Regions from separate parts of the Homo sapiens genome. Here region 2 is linked to region 1. Evidence: read pairs that join two places in POLR2A ChIA-PET (ENCODE). Cell type or tissue: PC-9. All regions are shown on one strand. Each heading gives the region's core, and the rest is flanking DNA. Links, peaks and the distances in the headings are about the cores only. Region 1 has its middle 11 kb from the start of OXGR1. Region 2 overlaps MBNL2 (muscleblind like splicing regulator 2).

Region 1 (11,719 bases), core at 2,001-10,000:
TATATGCTTAGTATCTGTGCATTTACTGTATGTAATTATACCTTGATTAAAAAATAACTCCAAAAAACATTTGACTCAATTAGTATGAGAAGTGGGTTGTGTATTGGGATATCTATGAGCCTCCCAGGTTGTTGTAACATAAAGGAACCACTTTATGGTTTGAGAACCACCGAGCTCAGTCATCTGCTGACATTGAGATGAGGTTAAAGAAGGAACCACGAGAAAACTGATAAAGACTCGAAATTAGAAAGTGGGGTTGAATAGGTACAAACTGGTTTCTCAGGATGTGATTACAGATTATCTGCATCGGAGAACCTTATGTAGCTTGAAAAAAATATGAAATATTGGGACCCACACCAGATCTACTGATACATATTCTGGGAGGGGAACCCAGGGATTTGCATAAAAATACATTTCCCCCAGGTGATTCTCACACTCTAAAGTTAGGGCACTTAACTGAATAGAGATCAGCTGAGGATGAGAACTAAGCATTTCAATGAAGAGAATTCAATGGAAGGCAATTTGAGAGCAGGTGAGGGTAGCTCTAACTTGGAGCACAGACAGTATTTGGAAAACCAGTGACAACCAGGACAGGCGGAGCTGAGGAGATGATGTACAGCTATAATGTGAAAACACAAGAAGATTGAGAAATCAAAGGAAAGAAAAGGGATAATGCAGTGAGGAAGCAGTCTGGAGTCTGCGGGTTACTCCATGGCTCAGTCATCTTCTTGGGATGTACTTTTGGGCAGTGGCCAGTAGTGCTTCCGAGAGATAATTACTCTGAAACGAACCAAAAACAAATGGCAGGATTGACAAATTTCACAAGAATCATCAGCAAAATGTTTCACTTCAAAAAGAAATACAGCATACATTTGAGATACACCTTCAACAAATGTAGGTGTTTGTAAGAAGGAATTTCAGGAAAAGGAGTCCGTTTATGCAAAAATACAGTGGCTGAGAACAGAAGAAAGTACTTAGGTAATAGCATGAGGCCCAATTTTCCTGAAATACTGTTTTTTTTTTAAGTAAATCTAGGAGAGCAAGAAGGATGGCTAAGTCCTAAAAAGTAAAATGGGAGCATTTTGTGGAGAAACTATACTCTCTCTAAACCTAAAAAAAATAAGTGTCCTGAATCCTCCAGCTTGCAAGGCAATGATATCCGCCAGCTTGCAAGGCAATGATATTTGCCAACTTGCGGGAGCTTAGAAGCAGATCCCTCCGCATTGAGCCTCTGATGAGAAACCAGCCCTGGACAATAGCTTGATTGCAGTCTGGTGAGCCCCTGAGTAGAGGACCAAGTGAGCTGTGCTCGGACTCCTAACCCTGGACTCGCAGAAACTGTAAGATTATAAATATGTATTCTTTGAAGCCACGAAGTTTGTGATAATTGTGATCAAATTGCACAGGCCGTGTAATTTGATACCACTGGAAGTGTTTTAAGTAGGGAAGTGTGATAAAAGCTGTCCACCTTCTTGTCCACTAGTTTTTCTGTTGGGCAGTATTTAATTCAAATATTTTATCAGCAAGGTTCTACTAAGAAAAAAAATTCTAGAAAACTCTCTGAAGAAAGAAACCTAATTGTTGTTATTACCTTAAAGATTAATCTTTCACATGTTTGATAGTATTTATATGTTGGGTTATATTAATTATATATTATTTTTTGGTTATTTGTTCAGGTTTTCAACTTCTGGGGTTTACTTACGTGGTTAAAGTTTCATTTCCTTTTTTTTTATTTTGGACCTTTGAAATTATAAAAAGAGCTTTGGATGGGAATCGCATAGTTCCTTAAACTATCTTCCGGTTTTTTGAAAGATAAATAGATTCAAGGGCCAGTGCCAAGTCCGTTGCCAGCATAAGGAAGCTTTGCTATACCAGCATATCACATAAACGCTCTTTCTCTTCAACTCTAAGATCATGAAGAAACTCCGTTCCACCCATGCACATATTCAGACTCCCACCATAGTAAAATGATCCCCACATTCTCTCCATTGCCAAGATACCCATAATGCGGCTTGTGATTTTTTGAGCCCCATGTGGCATTACTGACAACCAGCATAGGATGGTTAAGGTGGACTGGAATGGTAGAAAATTGTTCCAGCACTGCCGTCAACTCCTGTAGTCCTACCTTGCTCTATCACTGTGTGAACACGACATTAATCACACACTCTGACAAAAGTTCAGAACTTCACATTCTTCAGTGCTGAAATGATGATTGTCTGTATTTTCCATAGCAGCCGATGCCAGTTTCATTAACTTCACCTAATACTTAAAAGATAATTTGTTGACAGAGATTCTTTTCCTACTTCTATTAGAATTTCTCCTCTTTCATTAGATTCTTTAGAGAATATTAAGTCAGCATAAGCTGCTGAAATTTGTTCCCATGCCCTGCTAATATCTTATGTCACCTTTCCCTTTCAGCAACCATGATTGAGCACTATCATCTTATTTTCTTTGTCATGCTTCTGCTTTTGAATTAAAACACCTGAGAAATACACATAATAGGCTCTGGGATGTCTTTATTATAGCATTTTCAGGTTCTTCCTTTTGACCTTTTCTATTGCTTTCATGATTAATTTTTTTCCAGGGCTCTGTTGACACAACAGGCCACTGTACTAACCTATTGACTTTTGAAAAATCACAGTTGAAATCTGATTTGAGTAAGAAACCCAAAATAGTTTTCAACTAGCCTGGGTTTTACGAACAATGAACCAGACAAGTTTATCTCTGTGATGGACAGGGTCTGGATGTGGAGGAGTTGGTGTGAATAAGAGGAGGTTGAAATGGAATGTGGTGCAGCTAAGATGTAAAGATAGCATCCTTTGAATCTTACAGTAGCTCGTCTTAGTCATCACTTTTAGAAAAAAATAAAATAATAAGTTATTTAGTTTTAGTAGCTATTTATTCCTTTCTTTGAATTTTCATAGACAATCCTCAGGGTCTAGTCTTTTCTGCTTTGCACACTGATATATGATTGTTAGTTAAAATTATTAAGCTGTTCATTATTACTTCCTTCCTAATTATAGCAGATTGATATTTCATTAAGTTGAAAAAAAATTTAATCCTCTTTAATTGTAAATCCTGCCTTAATCCAAATTGTGGGTTTAACTGTGTCCAAACCTTTGTTAAATTCTTACAATTATCTGTCTAGTGATAATTGGAAAGACAACGTATGCTTCATTTGGTTGATCTAGGTTTTCAGAGAGAGTGACTCATTCATCTCTACTCTGTCTTCAAAGGTGGTTTATTCCTAGCCTTTGCAAACCTCCCTAACCCTCTTCTCTATGTCAAAGGAGACTGATCACTCATCCTGTGGTTTCAGAAGTCCTTTGAAACTTTACATCTGAGCTGTTTTATTTTACGTTTAACTAAAGGCAAATAAGGTCATTATGATCTCAGAGTTATATTCTTTGAAGAAATACATCCATATTTTGTTATTTTATTACATATTTATTTGAAAAGAAAATATTCTCACTCTGTTCTTTCATGACTTCTTTACATTAACCTGAAATTTTTTCATCTCTGTGGTTGTAACCCAGTGATTTCCATTTGGGTGGATAGCAGTGAGTTTGAGAATGTGTAAAGACAGTGTAGAGATGGAAGTGCTGGAAGACTTTCCTCCTGAAAACCAACCTTCCAGGCCAATTATGATAAAAGAACAGCTCAAGGGAAGTCTTGTTTTTTAAATCATGTTCTGTACCCAGTGGCTTTGGGCTTCAGTCACTTTCCTGTTGGGAGAGCTGAGCCCCAGGACAGTGTTCTCTCTGGTCATTATTACCTGGAGTGTGCACTTAACACAGTTCTTTCCACCATAGTCCTATGCACTTATTTAGACCTTGAGCAGGGCCAGCTATATAATTCACAGGTCTTAGTGTTGAAAATTTGAGGATCTTAGTTTAAAAAGCAGGAGAAAACTTCCTTTACAGGTGTTAAAATAAAGCTTTTCTTTTTTTTCCAGTCTTTCTCTTGACCTGCCATGGTGGGGTTTTTTATTTGGTAGGTAATATCATTCTAAGTTAAAGAAAAATTAAAATTTTAAAGTATTTGCATGAAATTTACTGTTGATATAGCGCAATGCCAGTTTTAAATGCAAGTACAAGAGTATTTAACTAGTATGAAGCATCTTCAGAATGATGCAAGTTGACTTTCAAAGCTCACATATGTATGTGTATTCCGTTTTTACCAGGATAATGGAAACACTCACTTTTTCATACACACATACTCTAACAATGCTGTCTCTCTCTTTGGCTTACTGATGAGTCAGAAAGACTGAAAGGAAGATGAACTATGGATTGCCCTATCCTTCCCTAATTCTGCGTCATTGTCAGTATAAGCCATTGGTTTATTCAGGGAAGTAACACAAGACAAGAGGGGACAGAGTTTTTGCACATTAATGTTTCTTAGGATGCCCTTACCTTCTTTCTGCATGTTAGGCAAGTGTTGGTTCAGACAGAAAGCAGGACCTATGGAGACTGTCAATGCCCCTTTTACCCAGATGTAGACCTAACACACTCACCCAGCACTTGCTTTAAGTATCGCTGAACTCTATGGCCTTGTGGGTCCACCAGAATTATCTGCTCACTGGGCATCGTGAATGCTATTTGTAAACAGGGCTGCAAGGAATGATGGTGAACATGCATATTACACATAACTCCTCTGTGACTCACATGCTCCATTGTCCTGTCACATTTCACTTACAAAACACAAGCTCGAAGATAACATGCTTAGGAATTTCAAGACAGCCACAACAGAACATCAAACCAAATGAGGGACCCTGTTAAGCGTGGGACGCTGGGATACTGCTCGGGTAGCACGCCCAGGAAGTCAGACCTGGCCTTCAGTTAGGAAGTCATTTGTTTGACTGTCTTCAGGTGCAACCCTGGAAAAGTTAGCAAAGTTAAGAACATTTTCAGAAGTATCAATTAAAAGGAAGCATTTAAGTCCCTATTTCTTATGTTTATAGCTGACAAGAGACATCAAATATTGGTTTATTTTTATTGAAGTCATCCAGATGGCTTCTGTTATCTCCGGTTCCCCGTTGGATGCCACAGACTGATTCTGTAAGTTATGAATGAGCTGGATGGTTGCCATCTTCTGTTGCAGTTTTTTCTCTGATTGACTGCATGCACACAAGCATCTCAACTCCTTTAGTCTTAGGTGGCACAGCCATCATCCTTTCTTCATTCTGGGTCATTCTAGCTCAGAGCCCTGAGTGATGATATATTTTGGACATTGCATTTGTACATGTGTAATTTCTTAGACACTTTCATCCCAGGTGGGCTCTGTGTACACTGGATGGCTCTCCATCCACAGGGGGACAAATTATAAATAATTATGTCTTAAGAGACAAAAGGGGAATTGAGAAGATCTTTGCAAATTTACCCAAAAGGAGCCATGTGGTCATTCCACAGCATTGTGTACACACACACACACACATACACACACACACATGGTTGGGGGGTGCAGGAAAAAGAGAGGGAGAAAAAAATGAGGAGTAAAAAATAACAGTTTCCCTCCCTGAGGGCTTTGAAATAGCAAATTATCTATTTGCAACTGACATTTTTTTAAGCTGGCTGTGTGTACAATTCAAGCTTTCATTTTATTATATTACTGGAAACCAGGGGTATACTAGGACTTTGCAAATAATCTGTTCTCAGACATAACAGGCCAGTTGACAACCACTCCTTACTTCTTTCACTTTCTTCAAATAATGATCTTGCTGCATATCAGTAGAAATAATCATGGGTAATGTGTACATGTTTCTCTAGTGAGCTGCATTCCTGCCACATGAGTCTTTTTGTGTTCTATGGAGAGCTTAGGAAACAAGCTCTTACCCCTCAGCCATTTTCCTGGGAGCAAGGAATGAAAATTAGACAGGTCTGTGGCATTCAGGAGCATAGTGTGCTGTGTTCCAAGGTTGGAGTAGTAGTGTTCATCCCTCCTCTCCTTGCCCTTGTGGACTGACCCCAGCCACACATGTGTGCAAGGATAAACAAAGGCCAGTCTAGGCTTGCCTCTACTGTTGCTGTCAGTCTCTCTCTCTCTGTTAGTGACCTATGCTCCACATGTAGCCAGATACCAAAGACGTGGTGCCTACAGCTCAGCAAGCCCAGTGGGAAGGGCTGAGTCTAGAGCACTGTAGAAGGGCACCATATCCTCAGTGTGTCTCAGATCCTCCTTGGGGAACTTCCCCAGGCACTCAGCATTCTCCATGACTAGTGTTCCCATCAATCAACCAAAATGGCCACAGATATTAACAGGGAGCCTACTAAAGATATGCTGATGACATGGGCAGGGCAGCCATTGGGTTTGTAATAACCATCATATTTCAGAATTTAGCTCTGGGTATTTCTAACTGCATGGCCTCAAGCAAGTTATTAAATTCTGAAGGTTTCTATTTTCTCATTAAAAATAACTTCCTATCTACCTCCTGGTTTTGTGGGAATATTGGAAAAATTTTAAAACTGCACATATAATAATATACCATAAAAGAAACTGTTAAGTTTCTTTTTCTTGTAATGCTAGGTATCACTATTAAGTGCCTAGCACCATGCCAGGCAGGGTGGAATAAAAATATCTAAGATTTCACACCTATCTAAAATAAGTTCACTGTCTAGTTGGGAGGAAAGGCTTGATGCATGATAAAATATGCTATTTTATGTCTACCTATTGGGTGTTATTAATGCCAAATAACACCTCGTTCTATGAAGTTCCCTCTATCATTATTCCCATTTTACACATGAGATCATGAGACAGATTGAATAACTGCCCAAGGTCCAATAGCTGTGGCAGATCCAAAATATGAAACTCAAGAAATCTAACTCCAGGGCCCAAACTCCACCTTGATCCCATGCTTTTTTCTTTTGTGGTACTAAATGAATGCGACAGACAACAATTAAGTGGACTTAGTTATGGAGGAAATCAATATGGTAATCCTCTCAAAGATCCTACCTGAGTATCTCTCCCTCAGAGCCCTATTTTTAGTTATATGATAAGCCATAGTAATGGCCTCAACATAAAAACTAAGCCTTCTTAATGTGGCTCCCCTTTGAAAGTCCTCAAAATCCGTCAGCCTATTCACAACGTAGAGCTCTTTTTGAAGGCCTTTATGGAACACTGAAGACTAGAGACTGACACCTTTCATCTTCCAAGAAATCTCAAAGCATGTCCTAGAGATGCCAACACCTCTGCTCACACATAGGGCTGGTTTTGCCAATAAACACCATATTTACTGGTATATCGTATAGAAATATATTTCATCAGGCCTCCTTACTCAAAAGTACTGGTCCATTGCATAGTTCCTGTGAAGCAGTATTGATTCCATGCTACATTGGTATGGAATAGAATTTAATAGCATTTCTCACTCTTGGTGGCAGGGGGATCAGAAGCATATGTTAGATGATAAGGGGCATTTTTTTTATATATAAACAACAGAAATTTATTTCTCACAGTTCTGGATGCTGAGAAGTCCAAGATAAAGGTGCCAGCATATTCAGTGACTGGTGAAGGTCTACTTTCTGGTTCATAGATGGTCGTCTTTTCTCCTTTTTAAAATTTTATTATTATTATTAATTTATTATTATCATACTTTAATTTCTGGGGTACACGTGCACAACGTGCAGGTTTGTTACATAGGTATACATGTGTCATGTTTGTTTGCTGCAATAGAATCTTGGCATGACTGCCCCAGTTCTTTTTTTTTTCTTTTCTTTTTTAGATGGAGTCTCACTCTGTCCCCCAGGCTAGAGTGCAGTGGTGCGATCTCAGCTCACTGCAATCTCTGCTTCCTGGTTTCAAGTGATTCTCCTGCCTCAGCCTCCCAGGTAACTGGGATTACAGGCACCCCCCACCATGCCCAGCTAATTTTTGTATTTTTGGTAGAGTCTGGGTTTCACTATCTTGGCCAGGCTGGTCTTGAACTCCTGACCTCAAGTGATCCACCTGCCTCAGCTTCCCAGAGTGCTGGGATTACAGGCATGAGCCACTGCACACAGCTTACTGCCCCTAATTCTGACTCTGTTAATGACTATTTTGTGTTCATTTCAGCTCAATCACCCCACACTGCAAAATGAAACACTGAAGCCAGATCTTCAAGGATTTCGGAGAGTGATGCTGAAATGCCATAGACCTCCTCTTGAAAATGGGGGATTTTTCTGTGAATGCCTTTTTAAAAGAGTTTTTCATGAATTTTCAATTAATGCTTAAATATTGAAGACTAGTCTATTCAATCTTTCCAGCACACTTTATTGGACACTAAACTTGCATAGTTCTCCCTGTGCTCAGGTGACTACTTCGTAGACATTTACTATTTCCTCACCTCCCAAGGACATTCACCTAGGTAGGGTGGTTCCTCAAAACCAGATATCACAATGGGGTGACTCAAAGTCAGACAACTTCCCAGCACTTTCTTGAGCGAATTTCTAAGAGATATACAGCAAGTGGACATTTGACGTCAGCCAGGTATTTGGCCAAAGAGCACCTGGAGGTCAGCAGAAGTCAGATACCTTTGGGTATGCAACAAGTTTTGGACTTTTGTGCTCTGAAAGAACAAGTTTGAATTAAGACAGGCCCTTTCAGGATCCAATAAGGAACCACAGGCCAGTCTCAGGATGACCTGAACACAAATGTTTCAGGAAGTTCTAAACACAGTGAGATTTAGAAGGACCATCTCACATGAATTATTGTTCAGGGTTTGTCTTCTCCACTAGACTGTAAGTTCACTTCTTGTTCACTATCTTGTTCACTTCTGTTTTTCCAGTGCTGACTACACAATTTGGTGCATGGTAACCATAAACCAAGGTAGGGTAGTTATTTCAGGGAGTGGGCGTCTTTGGAGGCCAGGCCTGGTGAAGCATTAACAGACCTGAACGTTTTTATGCAACACGATGGCATTGGAGATGATTATCTTAAGTGAAATAACTCCGAATCATAAAGTCAAATACTACATCTTCTCACTAACAAGTGGGAGCTAAATAAAGTATACACATAGACATAGAATGTGGAATAATGGACATTGGAGACTCAGAAGGGAGAGAGGATGGGAGGAGGGTGAGGGATGACAAATTACTTAATGAGTATAATGTACATTATTCTAGTGATAGTTACACTAAAAGTCCAGACTTCACCAATATGCAATATATCCTTGTAAAAAAACTGAACTTTTACCCCTTAAGCTCATGCAAAATAAAAAATTTTTAAAAATTATTTTAAGTTTTCACGTTGCCCTTTCCTTGAGGCCAACTCTGGTGACTCCTGAGTATGACATGCTTAAGGGAAGTAGAGAAGAGTCTGCATTTCTGTAGTCTCCTTAAATATTTCCCAGAGCAAACTTACTCCAGCTGTCTCCTAGAATGAGTCCCAATTTGTATTCAGGTTTTTTTTTCTTTAATTTCAAAGCTAAGCTTGTTAACCAAAATGGAAGAGATTTAAATAGATTCACCAGTGACCCTTAGCTTTGTGGGAAATGTGCCTGTGTGTCCAGACAGCAATAAAAATTTCCAACCCCAGGCAAGTTAGAGGCGGTAGAAGGCGCTCCCTTACAGAACTAAAGCAGCCCAGTGTTTTGGTATTGCCATTGTTGATGTTTGTTATATAACATTCTTTATTTTTAATTGGCTCTTCTGTTTTCCTCCTCAAATCAATTTGTTAGTAGGGATGCTGAAAGGATTAAGGATTTCTGTTAATTTAGATTTTGTGGGAGAGTTATCCCAAATGTAGAGTCTTTCGGCTGGATGGATTTATAGGGGTTACAATGGTTTCCTCTCCCGTCTCGAGATGCAGAGGCTTTAAATCATCATGAGAATTGAAATTTTATCACACTATTCTTTCCTCCAAAGCAGGGTAAATTCCCTCAGTGAATCAGAAAACTTCTCCTTTGGTTTCAATACATGTTGGAAATATTAAGCATATGAAGACACATCTTATTAAATCCTTTTTTGCAGGTACAAAACCACAACTATGTGCACCTTCTCAGTTATTCTCACAACACCCCTATGAGGAACCATAATATTGTTCACCCTCTTACATGTAGGGAAACTGAGCATCAAAGAAGTTTTTCAACTTAACCAAGGCCAAACAGATTGTACCAGCTATTATCTCATTTTTCCTGAGCTCCACACTCACCCTTCTTTTTCATCGTTTGTGAAGTGGGCTCCACAAAATTCATTTCTCCTCTGCCGGCCAACAGAGAGCCCAGGAGGGAGGCAGCAAGACTTGCATTTCTGTCCTAGGGCTGCTGTTACAAAGTACCACAGGCTGTGGCTTAAACAGCAGAAACTTATTCTCTTACTATTTTGGAAGATAGAAGTGTGAAATCAGGGTATCTGGAGGGCCATATTTCTAAGGCTGGAGAGGAGAATCCCTTTTACAATTCCTTCCTCTTGCTTCTGGGATTGCCGGCAGTCTTTGGCTTATAGATGTGTCTCTCCGGTCCCTGGAGCCATCTTCCCTCGGGTTGTCTGTGTCTTCCCATGGCATTCTCTTTGTGTGTGTCTGATTTTGTATCTCTTCTCCTCTTCTATAAGGACACCAGTCATATTGGATTAAGGGCCCACACTACTCCAGTATAACCTTATCTTAACTTAGGTCTTAATTACGTCTGCAAAAACCCTATGTCCAAATAAGCTCATATTCACAGCTACCTGTGGTTAGGACTTCAATATATCTTTTGGGGAGACATCATTTAACACACCAGGACTGTCCTTTCTCTCTGCTTTTGTTTTCCTTCCGAGATCTACTCACAGGGCAAGTGGTGGTCCCAGCAGAGTTCACTGCAGTGGCTGAGGCTGTCAGGGTCTCAAAGCAGGTAGGCACATGGGAGTCCTTCTCCCAGGACGGGTGTTCCTCCAGCTGCTACTCCTTCAGCCCAGAGGCCCCGAGTCTCAGCCCTGCAGGGTCCTCAAGATCTCCGCGTTCCTCCCTAGTTCACATCTCCCTCAGTCTTCACATCACTAGCTGCTGTCTACACCTGCTACTCCTGTTAAACCTTAAAGTTCTCTTTTGTCCTTTCTGCTAGCTAATCGTCTTTTATCGGGTCAACAATTCTTTCCATTAAATTTTCTCCATTAAGATATTTAGTGTCTAGCACAATTTCAAGAGAATGGGAGGATACAATTTTTTGGCATTTTTTGCTAATATTTGGAAAGTGTTTACTCTTATGGTTTATAATTAAATATATACTTGTTATATTAAAAATGTTTCTTTCCTATTGTGAATCTCTGTTTAAAAGGAATTTTCATTATCTATTGTCTGCCTATAATCATTTCTGCATTTCTGTTACATTTCTTTGTGGTGCATTTAAAAAAGTTATTTTAATTGAAATTTAAAATTAGAAAACAGCAAAAACCCTAGACCATGGCACACAGGTGGTGGATCAGGAATTTACACTTAAGGCAGTGTGGTGTCGTGAACTGTGTCTCCTGAACTGTGTCACAGGAGAAAGCACTGGAACTTTTAACAGATTTTTTTTCTATGCTATGGTAAAATAGCATGGAGAAAAGTCATCCCTTCTTGCTGGTTTCCTGGGAAAAGGCAAATAAATCTGAGAAGCTTCTAAAATACTGTTGAGGTTTCTAGGCGTATCCAAGTGACGCAGAGCACCACTACTCTCCTGCTTGTACTAATCACCAGTGCCACCCACTGCTTGGTAGTCATTAGAGCTGTTTACAGGCACCTGTTTTTATCTCCTGCTGGGCACATGGCACCATTGCCTCTGTTAACCTCT
Region 2 (11,719 bases), core at 1,367-9,366, 340 kb after region 1:
TAACCAACAAAATCTAGTAATCGCAGAAGAGTGGACATGGCCTCAGACTAGGAGCCAGGAGTCCCGGGTGTTCTGCCTTGACTTTGCCTTGCAGCATTGACCTTGGGTTATCCATTTAGTGGCTCTCCTCTAAATTGTTTTCACCTGGAAGGCTGAGCAATTCTTGCTGCCGCACTTGCTTCTCATGGATTTGAGAAGATTAAAGAAGACAAGTGTGAGAATGCCTTGAGAACTACCAGAACCTTTCACAGATGTAAAGCATTATTATCCACAATAATATTAACACGGAGTGAGCCTCTCTGCAAATCACCGTAACTGTATTTTTTAACTAATCAACTTCAATGAAAAACATGCTACATCAAAAAGGAACATATCCAACTGCGTCTGTCTTCGTAAGGCCTATGAACTTGCAACTTTCAGTTTCACGTGACAGAAAATATTTTTTTCAGTCCACATTTCAAAAGGAAAGGGAAATTTGTTGCTATATTTTTACTCACTTTTATACCCTTACTATACTGCTATGCTCATTACATCCCTGTTGCAGAACTGTTAGATAATTTGAGGCCAAAAAAACCTTGATGGACATTGATTTTTACAGTATTAATGAGAGCTGCTTTTTACTGAGTTCTGACCATGGGAAATGGGAGTGCAATAGCGCCTTGTTCTGCCCAACCCTTTCAGCTAAGTAGTTTCACTTACTCATTGCAGATAAGAAAATTAAAGCCCAGGGAGGTTAATTTCCTCCCCAGGTTAATGAGTAGTAAGTGTCAGAGTGCTAGGTTTGAATTCAGGCCTCTCTGAGTCTAAAATCTATGGTTTTACTTTAAAATATTACTATTTCTCTGTGAACTGTGTTATTGCCATCATCAATAAAACATACTGGGACATTGATTTTAGACTATGAAATCAGATGAACAAGTGACATATATTTTTGAAGACAAAAGTTACCTAATTGGAATAGATTTGTCGATATCCAAAATGGTTTTGGGAAATGAGTTTTGAGGTTCTCAATCCTATCGACAAAGCAAAGTACAACCCGTATTTATGGTACCACACTAACCCTAGCTTCAAATGATCTAGCATCAAATGATCTGTGGGCTGGGAGGGTTGAGAATTTGCTTCCAGAGAAAATAAAAATGGCAGTATGGGGGAGGGCTCTTTTATCTAAATGTTTACGTTGATAGTCTCTGGGTTAAATTACACATTTAGTGCAAGTTTTTTAATACTATTTTTACTCCTCACATATGACAATGCTCCCCAAATTTGGCCATGCATCAGATCATTTAGTAAAATTTCTAAAATTCAAGTATCAAGGTCTCAGCCTAGATCTACTGGGTCAGAATTTAATCACTATTTGTAAAATCTCCCCCAGGCATTTCTGACAGAGCTAGTCCACTGAATCACTGATGTGCTGTGATTTATGACCTTTCAGAATTGATTCTTTTTAAAAATCCTAACATTACATAGTCCGTAAACCATTTAAATCACTTGGCTTTTTCTCCAGTAGTACTAAATTATAAAAGCTACAGTTACTGAAAATCATAACTTTCTATAATTATGACTCAGTGAGTAACATACACATATAAACATTTGTTGACAGTAGAGGAAGAAAAAAATTCTAACTGCCATCTATTTCCCACATTCAGACCTCATATTGCAACTTTCTCCCAAAGTGGATTTTACGTCTGAGCCATAGAGATCTAACAGCATCTTGTGGGAGTACTGAGCCAGGACCCCTCTAAGACCATTAGAACCACCCCTTCTAGCCACTTTGAAAATAGGCTTTCCTGCCTGTCTGATAACTGCCTGCACAAACTATCAATAATTTACTCTTTTCTATAATGACTTTTCATAAGAGATATTTTTCTGTTACTGCTATAAAGAAAAAGTATGTTTATTAAACATAGGTTGTCATTTTTCCCATATGTTAAATAATCCATCCAGGGTCATAAATAGACAAGAAGAATGTCACCCACAATGTAGAAACAGAGAACAAGCATGACACAGCATAGTTCAATGTTAAAAGTGTGACAAGCAACAGTTAAGTTCAGTGTTAAAAGACTGCATTAATATGTAATTGCAAATTGAAATCAAATAGGTTAAAAATCATCTATAATTAACAACCAACCAAACAAATGAAAAGAAGCATTCAGGTCCAATTTGGTGTACAATTTATTCTAAGAAAAATCTTTAGAATTTTAAATTACTTAACAAGGTTTGTTCTCTTAAATGTACATTATTTACTTTCTAAAAGGCAGAATTATTTACATATTATTAGGTGGAGCTTTTAAAAATAATCATCACCTCAACCCACTAGCATATTTCTTCTTATTCCTAGATGAGGAATATAGGGACAGAGAACAAATTTAATAAGATTCTGTATGCTCTTGTCACTGCTGTGTTGATTTTGTGACCTAGGAAACCAAACCAACTTTTAATGGCCAATCACAATATTGTTTGATTAAAAAGCTCTTCCAGAAAACCTTTCAGGAAGGGAAGACTGACTGGATCTAGATGTAGTTGAACTACAGCAAAAAATCGTAGGTTTATTTGAAAACTACATTTGAATTTTGGGAATATACATGCTAGTGATGGAATACGGAAACATACTGGTGAGTCTGGACAAAATAAAATTCCAAGTAACCCCACTGTTTGAGAATGCATAGACTTGGCCAACTTGAAAATCAGGCTGTAATCAAAGGGTTTTGTGACTCCTCTCCCTTTGAGAAACATGTAGAATAAATCAAAGATTATTAGTCAGTATTCTATAGCTTTTACTACCTTAGTGTTATAACATTTAATAGTTTGGAATGTTGAGTAATTAGAGTTGAAATTATTTTCTTTTGTTGAGAACACTTTCATAGGGACAAAAGCTTAATCTAGTTCCTGTAACTAGAGGTTTTTTATGATGTTCTCTCATATTTCTGTATGGTTTGGGGAAGAGAGGGTCTACATGGATGTCATTTTTATTATAGGTCAGCATTGAGCTATACAATTAACACAGAGTATATGATGAATACATTTTGCTCAAATGACATTTGCTGGTAATTTTTTAAAGTTTTATTCTAAATAACTCTTTCTCCTGTGTTGTCTTCCTTTAACAGCCCACTTTCCCTGTAGGTCCCGCGATAGGGACAAATACGGCTATTAGCTTTGCTCCTTACCTAGCACCTGTAACCCCTGGAGTTGGGTTGGTCCCAACGGAAATTCTGCCCACCACGCCTGTTATTGTTCCCGGAAGTCCACCGGTCACTGTCCCGGGCTCAACTGCAACTCAGAAACTTCTCAGGACTGACAAACTGGAGGTACTTCAATTCTACTTGTGTTTTGACATGCATTTGTGGTAGAAATATACTTCTGTGTAAGTGATTGCTTGTAAGATATTAATTCAGTCTTGCAAAACAGCCATGTAAACACACACACACAAACTCACCTAAAACCCATGTATTCATAACTCTGTGGTTTGAAGTTAAGGCCAAGTATAAAGGAAATTAGTCTATGGAAAAGACTAGTTTTAACACAAAAATCAGCTGCATGGAATATGCGTTTAAGGGAAAAATATTAAACAATCAATGGAACAGTGACTCAATCATGATGCAGCCCATAGAGATGGCTCCAGGTCCTGAAGGCCTCCTCATGTCAAGGTGTAATCCTTGCAAGACCCTGGAAAGTTCTGGAAACTGGTGGATCAGGAGCCCAGCAACCAGGGCAGCCGAGGACACTCAGGGACACTGGTGGGAGTAAGTGGGACTACAACTATTTACCAATTGGTATGATCATATTTCAATGTCTCAAGAACAAGCATGGCTGCTCTAGTGTGTTCTGGCATATTAGTTCTGATTGTGTTGTTGCTAAACAGGGGAAATTGGAGGATGAGTAAATTTAGTTTTTTGTTTTGTTTGGTTTGGTTTTGAGACGTAGTTTCGCTCTTGTTGCCCAGGCTGGAGTGCAATGGTGCAATCTTGGCTCACCACAACCTCCTCTGCCCGGGTTCAAGTGATTCTCCTGCCTCAGCCTCCCAAGTAGCTGGGATTATAGGCATGCGCCACCACGCCTGGCCAATTTTGTATTTTTAGTAGAGACAGGGTTTCTCCATGTTGGTCAGGCTGGTCTCGAACTCCCAACCTCAGGTGATCCGCCAGCCTCGGCCTCCCAAAGTGCTGGGATTACAGGCGTGAGCCACCGCGCCCAGCCCGTAAATTTAGTTATTAATTGAGATATTTTCTTTAACTTCAATTGTTCTATAACATTCAAGAAAACAAGTTCCTATATATAAAAAACATCGTTCTTAAGTTATGAATCAAACCAAACCTCCTGTACTTTGTTGGGTAAAATTTCTCTTTAATCAGAGCTGTAGAACTCATCTATGTATCTTACTGCTATATCCCTATGATATTCACTACAGCATTTCATAAGGGTGTATAAAGATTCTCATAGATTTTTCAGAGAGCTCCTTTAATTCCATTACTGATTAAAGGTGTTAGGTGATGCATCTGGTTAGGACGTACACAGTGCTTTCTGTTAGTGGGATTATTAGAGAATGTTCTTTCAATGTGCATTTGTTTAAATATTAACCCAATAAACCTTGAAGGCAATAAAATGTGGCTGCCTAATAACCTGTGCAAGTTTTAAAACTCAGAATTTCAAACTGCAAATATTTTAGAAGATATTTATTTTTTCACTTAGTTTCAATCTGGATGCCCAGATGAAGAGAATGGAAACTCTAATTGTTACTATTTTGAAAAGATCCAGCCTACCCTTGTCAATTACTGAATAGACCTTTCACAGGACTGGAAAAGTGTTTTGGGCTCCACCTGCTGGACCCACGGAGCTTTTGTGTTCAGTATGTGACTGTACTTTAGAAAACAAATTAAATCAGTGGAATTGGGAACAAATTGTCCTTCTCAACAGGGCTGGTAGACAAAGACATGTAAAAATGAATCACAATGATTTTAGCAGAGCGGCTTTTGGTTCATTTCAAACCAGGAATGAAGTCAGCTGCACACAAAGCACCTTGGTAGGAGCCTGATGGCTGGTCCACACCTATGATGCTATCAGACAGAAGTCATTCCATTGATGGAGGAAGGCTTGCTCAGAATCCGTGGGAACATCTTAGTGATTTATTTTGCGCATTTTATGAACTAAAGTTAGAATGTTGGCTAATATCCAAAGTAGGAGGAAACAATTAACAATCTGGTGATTTATGCTATCTACCTTCAAGCTGGCCTGGTCACTGGTCAGTGAAACAGTATTTCCTAAGTATGTCTGACTTCCACAATACTTGAATTTCATGTCAGGGGCCCTTCATATAACATCACTAATGATCAGCGTGATGATCATTTACATATCCACTTTGGAATTGGAGCCTAAAAATAAATAACTTACGATTCTACTCATAATTATTTCCTGCTAATATTTATGAGCAGAGAAGAATTATATAAGCAACATGCATATGTTATTTATGCTATTTTATGTTATCTATATGCAGGGCATAATTAAGAATACTCTTCAAATTCTAAAGAAATATTTTTTCATACAGTAAAATCTTGATCCACCAGAATTCTCAGGGGATAGAGAATCCTAGTTACTTGAGATTTCAGGATAATTTAGCATTAAAGAATTTTTAAAATAAACTATTTCCCTCCATTTTTCTTTCTCTATATCTCTTGCCGTATTTCTCTCCTTTTGTCTTTTTTTTCTTTTCTGTGCTGTCAAAAATAGTATAGTGACCTTAAAAATGAAAATTTTGGTGTCTTAGATATTGTTCTTCTGATTTATGATTATGTTATCTTTGTAGAGCAGGAGAGAAGGAGTGGGAAACAGGAGTGTTCAGATTCCCCCCACCCCACCCCACCCCACCCCCTTAGAGAGAGGAGGAACAAGTTTGTCGTCATTTTCTCTGATTCTTTTTGTACAGCTATGACCTGGTAGCTTGATATAGGTGAAATTATCCCTCCACACACACAAAAAAAAACCTATAGCATTGTCAGAATTGTCATACAAGTAGGTGATTGAAGATATAGAGAGAGGTAGATAGATTATAGGTGATTGACAGATTAAATAGATAGATTATAGGTAGGTAAGCAGGTATATAGATAGGTAGGTAACTAGATTAGATAGATGATTAATTAATTGATAGATTTTAGATAGATCAGTAGATGATAGATGATGGATGGCTGGATGGATAGATGATAGATGGATGAATGAATGGCTGGCTGGATGGACGGATAGATAGATGGTAGGTAGGTAGATAGATGATAGATAATATTAGGTTGGTGCAAAAGTAATTGCAGTTTTTACCATTAAAAATAATGATAGATTAACAGATAATAGATGGATGGATGGATGGATGGATGGATGGATAGATGGATGGGTGGATGGATAGATAGATGGATAATAGATAATAGAGGGATAGATTGATAGATGATAGATAATAGATGATGGATGAATGAACAGGTGGATAGATGATTGGATAGATTGATTGATGGTAGATGATAGATGAAGGAATGGATGCATGGATAAATAGATAGATGATAGATATATGGATGGATGGATAGACAGACAGACAGATCGATAGACAGCTGCATAATATGCTACCCAGGGACAATGGAGGCCTTGTTGCTTTTCCTTTGTTATTTTAGCTGAACTGCAGATTTCGTATTATTTTCTCAATATAGATTTTCACCCTAGAAAAGGCGGTAAAACAAAACTCAAATGACTGTGTCAGAGATTGTGGTTACCTGGGCTCCGCATAATCAATCTTTTCTTGTCAGTGGTACATGAGCCACCATTGAAAGCGAGGCAGCCTCCGCTCCTCCCGCGGTGGCCGGGGCCGCAGGGGCGCCTGGGCTCAGGCTTGCCTCTGCAGCGCGGCTCTTCTTCCCTGTCTTAGGTATGCAGGGAGTTCCAGCGAGGAAACTGTGCCCGGGGAGAGACCGACTGCCGCTTTGCACACCCCGCAGACAGCACCATGATCGACACAAGTGACAACACCGTAACCGTTTGTATGGATTACATAAAGGGGCGTTGCATGAGGGAGAAATGCAAATATTTTCACCCTCCTGCACACTTGCAGGCCAAAATCAAAGCTGCGCAGCACCAAGCCAACCAAGCTGCGGTGGCCGCCCAGGCAGCCGCGGCCGCGGCCACAGTCATGGTAAGTGCGGCCGCCCGCCGCCCCTGCACCCCGGCGCCTCTGCGGAGGCCGCTCCGGGCTGGGACTTGGATGTTCTTCCAAACACTCGGGAAACATGGAAGGCTGCTATTCCTGCTGCTCCGCTGCCTAAGTTTTGCTGTTGTTTTCCCCCTTTTTGTTTTGTTTTGTTTTCCCCTCCTGCCCCCCTTCAGCACAATAAGTAAATCCCTCAGGTGCAGGGAAAGTCCTGGGGTCCCTGAGCTCCGTTCCCCCTCCTAGGGTGGCGGAGATTGAGTGTGCTCACTTAGGGTCTTTTTAAGAGAGGCTCAGGGGCCTTGTAATGAACATGAAGGTGGGCACCGCTTCGGAGAGGGGAAAGAAAGGTGCATTTCTGCACCTGAGCACGAGGAGGCACCCAGCTCCTTGGAGCAGCCACGGAGGACATCTGTGGCCTAAGAGAAGCCCAGAGAGTGATTTGGCTTTTCGCTACTCCCATTTTCTCCTCTTCTTTCACTTATTACAAGGGCAATGCTGGTCAGATTCCCCATCTCAATGAGGTTTTATGCAGAATAGCAATGCATGAAACAGATGAAAGTGGAGCCATCCTGGCTGGTGCAGAAAGAAAAAAAGACCTGTGACCTAGGCTTGCTTCCCTGAGTCACCCTACTGTCATTAGAGACCAGCAGTACATCATCATTATCATCGCCTGGGAGCCTGCTCAGAATCTCGGAGAGCCTAACTGTCCCTTAGAGACCAGATGCACCATTATTAGGATCACCTAGAAGCCTGTGGAGCCTCCAGAATCCTCAGCCTCACCCCAGACCTCAGGGAATCAGAATTTAAGTTGTAAAACATCTCCCAGGTGTTTTGTATGCACATTAACATTTGAGAAGCACCTGCCTAGACATTGCTTATCAAACTTGGCTACATTTTGGAACAACCTGAAGGGTCTGACCTGACATCTGTCCCTTTCCCTGAAGTTTCTTATTTTCTTATTTAGTTGGTCTGGTGTGGTCTGGGCAGTGGGATTTTTTTTTTTTTTTTTTTTTTAAGACAAGGTCTCTGTCACCCAGGCTGGAGTGCAGTGGAATGATCATGGGTCACTGTAGCTTTAAACTCCTGGGCTCAAGTGATCCTCCCACCTCAGCCTCCTGAGTAGCTGGGAACATGCCCATCTAAGTTCTAATTTTTTTTGTAGAGACAGGGTCTCACCATGTTGTCCAGGCTAGTCTCAAAACTCCTGGGATCAAGCAATTCTCACACCTTTACCTCCCAATGTGTTGGGATTACAGGTGCGAGCTACCATACCTGGCGACAGTGGCAGTTTTTAAAAGCTCCCAGGTGATTCCAATGCATCGCAAAGCTTGAGAACTTCTGCATTAGGTTGCAGAAGTTTCTAATTAATTTGTTTTCATGTGAGCTCTCTGGCTTATCAGAAGTCTATGTTAATATGTGATAGGCACTATGCATTCATTCTTTCAAAAAATTTTATGAGACCATGCATCAGGCACTTGCTGGGTAGAATAAATAAATCAGTCAGGTTTCCTTGCCCTCAAGGAGTTTGGAGTTAGTAACTGAGAGCAATAACATGCTCCTCAGTGACATGATAGAAATAGTTAATCGGGTCCAGAGGGCATGAAGGACTCAGTGGCCAGTCCTCCCTCAAGAAGGAGAGCTATGACTGCAGAGATGAAAAGTACAGTTTGAAAACACTTTGTTCTAGTTAGCAGCCATCACCTCAGCCATCACCTCATACACTGATTACTGATTAAAATGGAAGGGTAGCTGTCACACAAACAAGTTCACAATTACTCAACATTGTTTGCGCAAATGTTTATTAAGGCATGGACCTGTGATCAGTGATAGGGATACAGCGAGAAAGGCACCATCTGCCCTGAGGTAATCACCACCAGGTGCGGAGTGTGTGGTTCTAGAGACCTTTCCAATTTGAGCTGCTTATTTCCATACACCTTGAGCACTGGCCTCGTCATCTAAATCACTGTTTTTGTTTTTGTTTAATCTCTGAGTCCTTTTCTTGTCCCTTTAGTGTCCTTTCCTCTCGTCCTTCTCATTCATATGTTATTGGACCTAATATTTTTTTATTTTGCTGAGTGTGAATTCCTATATATGTGGAGATGTATGTATCCACACAAGAGGGTCAATAAAATAGAGAAATTCTCCCTTTTTTTCTTCTAGTAAAAGAGTAGTTTCCGAAACTCATTATAATTGGGAATGGGAGGAGGAGAGTAAACTGATCACTTAAGGCTGATAAAAAAGGAATTCTTTCAGAGCACAAATGAGATCTTTTACACATTTTGCCAATGCGACATCCATTCTACTATCAACCTGGTGAGGATCTCATCCCATAGGAAGCAAATTTTTTTTTCATTGTAATCATTATTTTAGGCCAGCTCCAACTTATCCTAATTGGTGTGTTGATTGATGGGCACTAAGAACACATTTTTCCACAAAATTTGTTTATTTATTTGTTTTTTGAGACAGAGTCTTGCTCTGTCAGTCACCCAGGTTGGAGTGCAGTGGTGCGATCTTGGCTCACTGGAGCCTCCGCCTCCCAGGTTCAAGTGATTCTTATGCGCCAGCCTCCCGAGGAGCTGGGACCACAGGTGCATGCCACCATGTCTAGCTAATTTTATATTTTTAGTAGAGATGGACTCAGGAACGCCTGGGTTCAGAAACTTCAGAACCAACAGGTCACTCTCTTCTTTCCCCTGCCTGCTTCTCTTACTATGGCCACACCATTCTCTAAGGTCAGCTTCTCTACAAGACCCAGGACCAAGGCTTTGGACCTCTATAGGGATGTATTCTTACATCTTTTGACAAGAGAGAGAATGGTGTCTTTTATACCAGCTCTAATTAGGTATTGGGGCAGGGGAAGAAGTTAAAGGTCATTTTGGTGGCTGTCCCTGTGGTCAGTGACAGGATGCTGTGATTGACTCAGCCTGGGTCCCAGTGGCTATCCTTGGTCACTGAGGTATGGAATGAGGCCCTGATAATGGAAATATTAGTCCTTCAAGTAAAAGTTCAGTTCCAGACCACTGCAATGAAGCGAGTATCACAATAGAACAAATCACATGAATTTTTTGGTTTCCCAGTGCATATAAAAGTTATGTTTACACTACACTGTGGTCTATTAAATGTGCAAGAACATTATGTCTGAAGAATATATACACACCTTAATTTTAAAATGTTGCTTAAAAGATGCTAACCAATAGTCAGAGCTTTTAGTGAGTCGTATCTTTTTGCTGGTGGAAGGTCTTGCCTCGATGTTGATGGCTGGTGACTGATTAGGGTGGTGACTGGTGAAAGTTGTGATGGCTGTGGTAATTTCTTAAAAATACAATTTCTTAAAACACAATGAACATTGCCACATTGATTGACTCTTCCTTTTATGAAAGATTTCTCTGTAGCCTGCAATGTTATTTGATAGCATTTTGCTCAGAGTAGAACTTCTTTCAAAATGGGAGACAGTCCTCTAAAACCCTGCTGCTACTTTATCAACTAAGTTTATATAGTTTGCTAAATCCTTTGGTATCATTTCAACAATGTTCAGAGCATCTTAGCCAAGAGTAGAACCCATCTCAAGAAACTACTTTCTTTGCTGCTCCATAAAGCGACTCCTCAACCATTAAAGTTTTATCATGAAATTGCAGCAATTCAGTCACATCTTCAGGCTCGACTTCTATTAAGAATTCTAGTTCTCTTGCTATTTCCATTACATCTGGAGTTACTTACTTTTTCCATTTAAGTCTTGAACCCCTCAAAGTCATCCATGAGGATTGGAATTAACTTCTTCCAAACTCCTGTTCATGTTGATATTTTGATCTTCCATGAATCATGAATATTCTTAATGGCATCTAGAATGGTGAATCCTTTACAGGTTTTCAATTTACTTTGCCCAGCTTCATCAGAGGAATCACTATCTGTGGCAGCTACAGCCTTACAAAATGTATTTCTCGATTAATAAGACTTGATAGTTGAAATAACTCCTTGATCCATGGGCTGCAGAACAGCTGTTGTGTTAGCATGCATGAAAACAACATTAATCTCCTTGTACATCTCCACTGGAGCCCTTGGGTGATCAGGTGCATTGTCAATGAGCAGTAATATTTTGAAACAAATCTTTTTTTCTGAGCAGTAGGTCTCAACTGTGGGCTTAAAACATTCAGTAAACCATGTTGTAAATACATATACTGTCATCCAGGCTTTGTTGTTTCATTTCTAGAGCATAGGCAGAGTAGATTTAGCATAATTCATAAGGGCCCTAGAATTTTCAGAATGGTAAATGAGCATTGGCTTCAATTTAAATTCACCAGCTGCATTAGCTTCTAGCAAGAGTCAGCTGCTGTACTTTGAAGGTTTGAAGCTAGTCCTCCTCTGTAGCTCTGAAAGTCCTAGTTGACATCTTCCAATATCTGGCTTGTCTACGTTGACATCTGTTGTTTACTGTGGCCACCTTCATCAGTGATCTTAGCTAGATCTTCTGAATAACTTGCTGCTGCTTCTCCATCAGCCCTTGCTGCTCACCATGCTCTTTTATGTTATGGAGATGGCTTCTTTTCTTCA

The links. Peaks named below come from ENCODE experiments on the same cell type or tissue, not always from the same donor. Only the 100,000 strongest peaks of a DNase experiment are listed, where the experiment ranks them.
Region 2: POLR2A ChIA-PET joins it to region 1 with 17 read pairs; 2 of 35 experiments call an interaction of 5 or more read pairs at or near these places.

The regions. Positions count from the first base shown.
Region 1 is chr13:97,000,027-97,011,745 of GRCh38, forward strand. No RefSeq gene overlaps it. Among named protein-coding and RNA genes, the nearest start is that of OXGR1, 11 kb to the left of the region's middle. In PC-9, for the core only: no CTCF peak of the experiment used is centred there; a DNase peak (open chromatin) is centred at 5,775.
Region 2 is chr13:97,339,912-97,351,630 of GRCh38, forward strand. It overlaps MBNL2 (muscleblind like splicing regulator 2), which reads left to right. Exons shown (of 9, transcript NM_001382683.1): 4 at 3,105-3,305; 5 at 6,893-7,156. Among named protein-coding and RNA genes, the nearest start is that of RAP2A, 88 kb to the right of the region's middle. In PC-9, for the core only: CTCF peaks have their summits at 4,809 (motif pointing left) and 5,012; a DNase peak (open chromatin) is centred at 4,830; H3K27ac peaks cover 1,883 bases.